2 separate regions of the Homo sapiens genome follow, and region 2 is linked to region 1. The links are chromatin contacts, found by POLR2A ChIA-PET in ENCODE. All regions are on one chromosome and are shown on one strand. The core of a region is the stretch at or near the end of the contact, and the rest is flanking DNA. Distances in the headings are between cores, read along the strand shown.

Region 1 (4,304 bases), core at 1,722-4,221:
TTAACCAGATAGCCCTGGGGATGTGTAGAGGAGGCCAGGCCTAGTGGCTCCATGGAGGTCCAACTCCTGCTCCCTGGAGAACCCAGCTGGTGCCCTCATACCCCTGGGGGCAGCTCTTTGGCTGGATCTCTCATCAGTGGAGTCCTGCACCCTGTGGGCACTCCTGTGGCATCCCTGCTGGTGCCTGTGTGTGCAGCAGAGGCAGATGGGAGCAATGAGGAGCCCTGCATTGTCATGACTTTGCTTTGAAGAGGTGTAAAGAGTGATCTTGAAGTATTGTAACAGTCCCATCCCTAGAGTTGGGGGTAAGAAGGCAGGAAAGGGGCTTGCTGGTTCCAGGTCAGGCGTGGGAGATAACCCGAGAGGAACTCCAAAACCATGGGCTAGAGATAGGCTGGCTTCTGGAAGGCAAACTGTGAGATCTGCAGTACTGGGGGTGAGGGGCTGAGGACCACGAGAGGCCAGGATGCCAGAAAGGAGAGGGATTAGGAGTGGAGAATGAAAGATAGGGCATGAATGGATACAGGGAGGATGGGAGGGCAGCAGAGAGCAGTGTTAGCAAAACCAAAGTGAAAGAGATGTTAAGAGGTGGATTTTTCAATTTTAGTAAGGCAGCCCTACAGCCTGAAGGCTGGGAGGCCCAGGGACTGAGGAAATGGGACAGGACTGGTTACAGAGCTGGAGACCCAGGCCCTGAATGACAGTGGGGATGGTGTGTGATGTGCTGAACCTCACCCTCTCCCAGGTAGGCCTGGTTGGGTGGAAAAGGCCTAGAAGATGAGGCTGGGGTCACCAAGTCTTTGAGACCCATTCACTTGGAAAACAGTAGCACCCCTCCCTGGCCCCAGCTAAACTAGGCTCAAAGCTGCACAAGGGAGTGTCTCTACTCTCCCCCTGCCCCGGGCTCCACCAGGCCCAGCTGGGAAGAAAAGCCTCTCTGTGCAGCCGGCTCCTCCAGGGCTCTGGGCTGGCAGGCGAACACCAAGCACCTTCTCTGGTGGCAGCCCAGGGAGAGATACAGCCCTAGGCCTCTGTCAGAGAATGCGAAAGTTCAACGGGGAATGAAGTTCTGTTTAAAAAACATTATATACATGGCTTCTGGACATCTTTGCAGAGCAATAAAATACCACCCGGTTTCTACAAAATAAAATAAGGAAGAAGAAAACCAAACATGATCAGAGGAATTGTTCCGCGGCCAGAGGAGCTTGAGTAGCAAAGGCTTCCAGAGATGAGCTGGGAAGTGCATCCACTCGCTCTGCATCTGGCTGTCCGCCTCCCTCCTGCTGGGCTGTGCGGCAGGGGGTAGGTGAGAAAGAGGGCTGTCTCCACCTAGGGGCACAGCCAGGGTCCAGAGTCAAACCTCAAACCAGAATCTGTGCAGGCTGCAGGCAGGGAGGGTCCGCATTTGCCCACTCACTGGCCTGATGGGTCACAAGGCTTAGCCAGCGGCGGGGTGCGGCCCCTGAGCTGGAGGTGAGGTGGAGGGCCTGTGGCCTGTGCATGGCACCCCACTGGGCTGCGGGGTGGCACTGCGCAGTCTTCCTCACACTTGTCCTTTTATTTGTGGAGATCTCGTTGACACAACTGTTACACTGGAAGTCACTGGGGAGCAGCTGGGCTCCCTGCTGGCCACTGCAGGGCCCAGCCCAGGCTAGTGTAGCGGACTGTCGAACACCACGTCAGGCAGGATGGAGACCTTCAGCTTCTTTTCAGGCCAGCTGTACTCTTTGGGAAGTTTGAACTGTGGAGGGAGCAAGCACAGACCAGGAGTGTGAGTGGTTAGCAGAATACACCGTGGTCTTTCCAGAGATTGCCCAGGCCTGTCCCCGGGGAGCTAGGGATAGGACAGGCCGCGGGAGGCGTGGCTTCATTCTCAAATGCTAGACCCAGGTGGCAGGCTGGGCTCAAACGGCTGGAGTTGGTGACCCCTTCTTTCCCCACGGCCTGTCAATAATGAGGCAGGTTGGAGGAGGGCGTTTTCTCCTCCTTTCTCCACTAAGCTGACCTCCCTCTTGCTCACTTCCTTGGTTCTGCCTCTGGCCACAGGCATGTAAAGAATCTGCTCCCTGAGGCCCTGGGGCTGGAGGATGGGGGCTGGGGGAGGGTCTGGAGGCTATGGGGAAGTGGCCTGAGCTCTGTCACTGCCATGGCCTCTCTTTCAGAGGCTAGTGCAGGAAGAACCCTGGAACCTGTCCTCTGTATACTTGGCCAAAGGCTCCAAAGGGAAGGAGGCCCCAGTTCGGCCCCAAAGTCAGAACCACACTTGCGGCCTTGGTGGGAGCAGAAGAGTGGGACAAGTGTGGTTTGAGGTGATCCCTTGGGCCTGAGAGGGGCCAATCCCCACCCTGCTCCCTGTATTCATTCGCACCACTTCCCAGGGTTACCAGCCTCAGAGTGGTCCCAGTGGTGGCCAAGGAGAGCCAAATGTCTCCCACCCCATCCCAGGATACACTGATTTGCCTACAGTTCTGTTTCTCCCATTCACCTGGGAGTTTCTGGTAGGGGAAGGGGAAGAGGCTGATGCCTCTTATTCCCTCTTTACTGTAGAACTTTGCATGCAGTCTGGCACACAGATGGAGCTCAATAAATGCTCACTGCCTGGGACTGATACCGGAACTTAGACACAGGGTCTGTCTTTTCTTTTTCTTTTGAGACGGAGTTTCGCTCTTGTTGCCCAGGCTGGAGTGCAATGGCGCGATCTCGGCTCACTGCAACTTTTGCTTCCCGGGTTCAAGCGATTCTCGTGCCTCAGCCTCCCGAGTAGCTGAGATTACAGGCATGCACCACCAAGCCCGGCTAATTATTGTATTATTAGTAGAGATGGGTTTTCTCCATGTTGGTCAGGCTGGTCTCAAATTCCCGACCTCAGGTGATCCACCTGCCTCGGCCTCCCAAAGTGCTGGGATTACAGACATGAGTCACTGCGCCCGGCCCAGGGTCTGTCTTTTCTAATTTGGCTAGGCCGGAAGTCAGGGCAGGGTGGAAAGGAGAGAACAGTGTTCTCAGCCTGCCTCGGTCTGGGGCTGGAGGCAGACGAGCCTGACCCTTCCTGGCTGCCTCCCTCTTCGCTCCCTCTGCTGGGGGACTGTCTCTGCCAGGACCAAAGTGGCGAGTGAGGCAGGGTGTAGGGACAGCCTCTGGACAGAAAAGGAAAAAAAGAAAAAAGTCATTTTTAGTGACCTACTTTCCTCTGCTCCCCCAGGCTTCTGTCCCTCTTGCCTGGACTGTCCCCCTCCTACCCCCAAGCTCAAAGCAGCAGCCTGGCACAGCGCCATCCCAGTGCGACAAGGCCTCTCCGGAAGCGCTTCTGGGCAGCTGGCTCTGGTCTGACTGAATGGGGAGCTGGGACTCAGGGACCAGTGACTTGTGGGGGTTGATTGGCTGGCATGGACTGGGTGCTTGATGGCTTTGGAATATATAAATGAACAAATTTCTCAAGCTGCATCCCAGAGGACAGAGGAGACCCTGCTCTATTGAGGTGACCCTGGCTCTGGGGAGTTCCTGTCCAACTGGAGACCTGGACTGGACGGTCCCGCCCTGTGCACTCCCCTCAGCTTCCTAAACACCAGAGGCCTGTGTCCTGGCTGTTGCAGCCCAGGGAGCCCTGGAAGCTGGAAGCTCCAGCCCTGGCTGGAACCTAGCTCCCGCCTGGCCTCCCTCTTGGTAGAAAGCCTGGCCCCTGGGAGGCGAAGGAGTTCTCCCCCAAGCACATTTCCTGGCAGACAGGACAAGGGAAGGGTCTGCCTCTGCCACAGGCAGGGCAGGGCCCAGGAGAGCTCTCCAGAGGCCCGGCCAGCCTGCTAGAGTTCACTAACCCATGGGGCACTGGGGCCAGGAAAGCTCCCATCCCACTGGGGTGCTGCGGGCAGGAGCGGGGGAGGGGAAGGGATTTTCCAGGATGAGGTAAGCCCTCGCAAATAAGGATGCCGGGAACAAGGGAGAAAAAACAAAGGGGATTATGGACTCCATTCCTCTACCCCAGAGGAGCAGCTAAAGAAGGCACAGCCACAGCTGGCCTGCCAGCTCCTCCAGCTCTGAGCCAGGGCTGGAAGAGGGAGACTAAGAGGCACAGCTCATGGCTGGAGGACGAAGAAGGGAGAGTGGCTCCTGGGTGGCCCGAGGCGAGAGCAGGAGTCCCTTGCTGCCCACCAGAACTCCCCAGCGGAATGTTCTCTGGCAACAGACATGGGCGTTCTGTTCAGAATCTGCCAGGGAACAGCAGGGGCTGGGGAGAACTCGTACTAGCCTGAAGGCCCTGGCTTCCTCTTCAATGAGGCTCTCAGGAGCTGGCAATTCAGACGATT
Region 2 (4,353 bases), core at 34-2,533, 140 kb before region 1:
TGATCTCAGAAGTGGAATTGCAACAAAATTACTAGAAATCCAAAAAAAAACTTGTAAAAATACAACCTAAATGATCAAAATTGCATTATAGACTTCCTGATTTCCTAATGAATCATCCTTTTATGATGCTACCCAAGACAGTGTTTCTAATCAGCATTCGTCTATTTTTATCTTCTCACAGATTATAAATTCTTGTGTGCAAGGCAGCATTTAACCCAAGGCATTACACCTAGTACAATACAATATATTCTAAAAAAGTGACTGCTGACAACAGCTTCTTTCTATCAACTTCTTGCCTACAGCCCCTCACTAACGTTCACTAAGCGCTGATATCTGAGGGGTGAGGAGAAAAAGAGATTGAGTTGGCAAATTCAGGCATTCCCAGGAAAGTGAGTTCACTTTCTGCCATGTTATACAAATATTACTACAACCTAGTGACAAAGGAGTCAGCTTTGCCATTTGAAAAGCAAGATGATCATTAACAATTTCTGCTAGCCTGAAAAAATGGGTTCTCCTATGTACGTGATCCAGCCTCATACATGATGAGCCAAAGGTAGGGTAAATCCTTCTTCAAATGACTTTAGTCATCCGCCTGCCAATGCAGAATTAAATTCAATGCTGAATTCACCAACTTAAAAAAAAAAAAAAAAAGGAAGTCATACTAAATTAGAATTAAGCAGGATTATGTTGTCAAAATGTTGCAGGTTGGCTGGGCACCATGGCTCACGCCTGTAATCCTAGTACTTTGGGAGGCTGAGGTGGGCAGATTGCTTGAGCCCAGGAGTTCAAAACCAGCTTGGGCAACATGGCAAAACCCCATCTCTACAGAAAATACAAAAATTAGCTGGGCATGGTGGCACATGCCTGTTGTCTCAGCTACTCGGGAAGCTGAGGTGGGAGGGACACTTGAGCCCAGGAGGGAGAGGTTGCAGTGAGCCAAGATCACACCACTGCACTCCAGCCTGAGCGACAGAACGAGACTCTGTCTCAAAAAAAAAAAAAAAAAAAAAAAAAAAAAGGGCCGGGCATGGCTCATGCTTGTAATCCCAGCACTTTGGGAGGCCAAGGCAGGCAGATCACCTGAGGTCAGGAGTTCCAGACCAGCCTGACCGACATGGGGAAACCCCATCTCTACTAAAAATAGAAAAATTAGCTAAGCATGGTGACACATACCTGTAGTCCCAGCTACTTGAGAGACTGAAGCAGGAGAATCACTTGAACCTGGGAGATGGAGGCTGCAGTGAGCTGAGATCATGCCACTGCACTCCAGCCTGGGCGACAGAGCGAGACTGTCTCAAAAAAAAAAAAAAAAAAAAAAAGGCCGGGCGCAGTGGCTTACGCTTGTAATCCCAGCACTTTAGGAGGCAGAGGCGGGTGGATCACGAAGTCGGGAGATCAAGACCATCCTGGCTAACATGGTGAAACCCCGTCTCTACTAAAAATACAAAAAATTAACCAGCGTGGTGGCGGGCGCCTGTAGTTCCAGCTACTTGGGAGCTGAGGCAGGAGAATGGAGTGAACCCGGGAGGCAGAGCTTGCAGTGAGCTGAGATTGTGCCACTGCACTCCAGCCTGGGCGACAGAGCGAGACTCCGTCTCAAGAAAAAAAAAAAAATGTTGCAGATTAACAACTACTTATGGCCCCAAGCAGCATCTGAGATATCCTTCTACCGAGGCAGTCTCCTCCTCTGCAATTCAGAGAACCCCCAGAGATAGTACTGCTGGAAATACTACCCTTTGGATTCAGATTAACTTTTTTTTTTTTTTCTTGAGACAGAGTCTCACTCTGTCAACCAGGCTGGAGTGTGGTGGCACGATCTTGGCTCACTGCAACCTCTGCCTCCCAGGTTCAAGCGATCCCCCTGCCTCAGACTCCCAAGTAGCTGGGACTACAAGTGTGCGCCACCACTCCCAGCTAATTTTTGTCTTTTTATTAGAGATGGGGTTTCACCATGTTGGCCAGGCTGGTCTCGAACTCCTGACCTCAACCAAAGTGCTGGGATTACAGGCATGAGCCACCATGTCTGGCCTCAGATTAACTTTTTAAATTTTTATTTAAAATTTTTTCTGTCATTATAGATGAGGGCTTCCTATGTTGCCCAGGCTGGTCTCGAACGCTTCACCTCGCCTCCTTATGAGCCAGGACATCAGGACTGAGCCACCGTGCCTCCCTAAAATTTTATTTTAAATAGGGAGTCTTGCTATGTTACCCAAGCTGGTCTCGAATCCCTGGCCTCAAGCAATCTTCCCACCTCAGCATCCTCAAATGCTGACATCACAGGCACGAACCACTGTGCCGTACCGGATTAATTTAAGACATACTGCAAAAACATACATGCTCACAGCTACCTGAATTCATTCTTTTACTGTAGAAAATTTGTTTAAGTATCTTTTGGCAACATTTTTGTAGGCAGTCTATATATTTATAATCTTTAAATTCTGGGGTGGGGTAGGGGAGAGATAATCATTTGTTCAACCCTGACCATGAGCCAGACTCCATGCTAAGTATCTCACAGCCACAACAACCCTATGATGTGGCTATTACCATCCCTATTACTCAGTTACAGAAATGGAGGCAAATGGGGTTTATGTAACTTGCCCAAGGTCACACAGCTGGCTGTGAGACAGCAAGGATTTGAGTGAAGACTCTGGCTCCACAGGCTCTTTCCTTTATGAACACACAGGCGTCAGCTATTAGAATATCAGAAGTTACAAACAAGGAAAAAACAAACAGCAAAAACCAGAACTGAGGGTCAGGTGAATGTTAAGCAGACAGGCAGGTCCCTGGTCAGCGCTCTGGAACCCTGTTTATGAGACTGCCATGCACACTGGATATGATGGTGGTGTTCTGGAGTGTGAAGTCAGGGTCCTAGGGTCCTTCTGACCCACTTTGGAAAGCAAGGTTCTATGAGGTCAAAGACTGGGAAAGCCCTAAAGTTCTCATCTGTTCCTAATGCACAACAGATCCACACACAAGGAATAGGCTGGAGACCTTCCTAGGACATGGCTCTTGGGAACCTGGTGAGCTGTTCCCACACCTTTGCCATCTGGTCAACTGAGGCTGACGGCGACTAGGGCTGAAGGTCTAGGGGTATCTTATTTTACAATCAAGGGATCTGAAGAAAGAGAGTTTGTCAGAACAGGACAGTAACTGCCAGGCTTCTAGGGTAGGAGATAATCTCCAGGCGTAAGGCCATTTTATTTCCAGGAGCTTTGAGCAGAGGCTGCTGGGCAGACACAGAATGTCTAAGATAAGAGATCTTTCTTATCTTTCTCCGGTTTGGGCACGCACCCATTTAAATGCCTCAGAGTTCTAACTCAAGAAAGGAGAGAATGAATACTAACTCAAACCTCAAACCAACATGAGTGTCACAACAAAAGTTAAACTGAGACATCTTCATGTCATGGGTGTGAGGCTAGGCATTAACAAAAGAATCCTGAAGTAATAATTTTGGGGAATGCAAGGGGATAAATCCCAAACCCAGAACTCTGCCAGGCAGAAACACTATAGGTTGCTTAACTGCTAGAAACCAAGAACACTAGCTTTATCTATGTCCTGGGGCTGGACAAAGGCAGGCATGTAGCAGGCCTGCTGAGGCAAGAAAACACACACCTCTCCTGCTTCTGGGCAGGACAAGGCGTTTTACAAGTCACAGAGCTTATCTCTTCCACAAGGTATCTATAAAAACCCATGGTGCTTTCCTACTACTGAGTCTTTCAGGAAAGAGAGTTAGGTAAACGGTTCTTAACTGCAGTATGTAATCCTTTGCTAAACATCAAATCATGTATTTCAGAGAGGGAAGATTCCAACAGATGGTGACATCTCATATTTTACACAGTGACGTTAGGTAACTCGTTCAAGGACACACACCTAATAGGCAGTGCAGCCAGAATCTCAACCAGGTCTGTATGACTCCAAAATGGCTTGGACACATATGCAGATAGGATTTTGATATTAATCGTCACTTCCCCCTTACTTGTGACCTGATATTTACAGTTGCATCCAGTCCACCCAGGATGTGCTGTGGGGATAACAAAGATGTACTGTTGGATGAATCAGTCTTGCCCTGGAGGATTTATTTAGTTAGTTACACAGAAACAAACATACGCACTCTATGATAAACATGGTGAGGCGAGGGACAAACACAGTCACACAAGAGGAGCTCAAAGAAGAGATGCTGGATGATCCTCTCAGCTTCCAGTAAAAAAAAAAAAAAGAAAGAAAAAAGAAAACAAAGAAGGGATGCTGTTGAGGGACAGAATGGCCAAAGAAGGTTTTTGTTTTCAAAGAAAATTTTATCAAGAGCTGAACACAGTGGTTCCCCAACACTTCAGGAGGCTGATGTGGGATGAT

The links. ChIA-PET counts read pairs that join two places held with the same protein, here RNA polymerase II (POLR2A).
Region 2: POLR2A ChIA-PET joins it to region 1 with 15 read pairs in BJ. The contact joins two enhancer-like sites. POLR2A ChIA-PET finds 5 or more read pairs at or near these places in 3 of 52 experiments (BJ, GM10248 and activated T-cell).

Annotation. Positions count from the first base shown.
Region 1 is chr10:102,627,503-102,631,806 of GRCh38, reverse strand. SUFU (SUFU negative regulator of hedgehog signaling) reads right to left here. Exons shown (of 12, transcript NM_016169.4): 12 at 1-1,741. The coding sequence ends at 1,652. Among named protein-coding and RNA genes, the nearest start is that of TRIM8-DT, 14 kb to the left of the region's middle. RefSeq lists enhancers at 1-247, 1,901-2,195, 2,806-3,348. Within about 2 kb of position 2,971, at least 26 of the 41 ENCODE cell types and tissues checked have a DNase peak (open chromatin) inside an H3K27ac peak, as active enhancers do.
Region 2 is chr10:102,769,224-102,773,576 of GRCh38, reverse strand. All of the region lies in intron 1 of WBP1L (WW domain binding protein 1 like), which reads right to left. Among named protein-coding and RNA genes, the nearest start is that of WBP1L, 27 kb to the right of the region's middle. Within about 2 kb of position 1,283, at least 5 of the 41 ENCODE cell types and tissues checked have a DNase peak (open chromatin) inside an H3K27ac peak, as active enhancers do.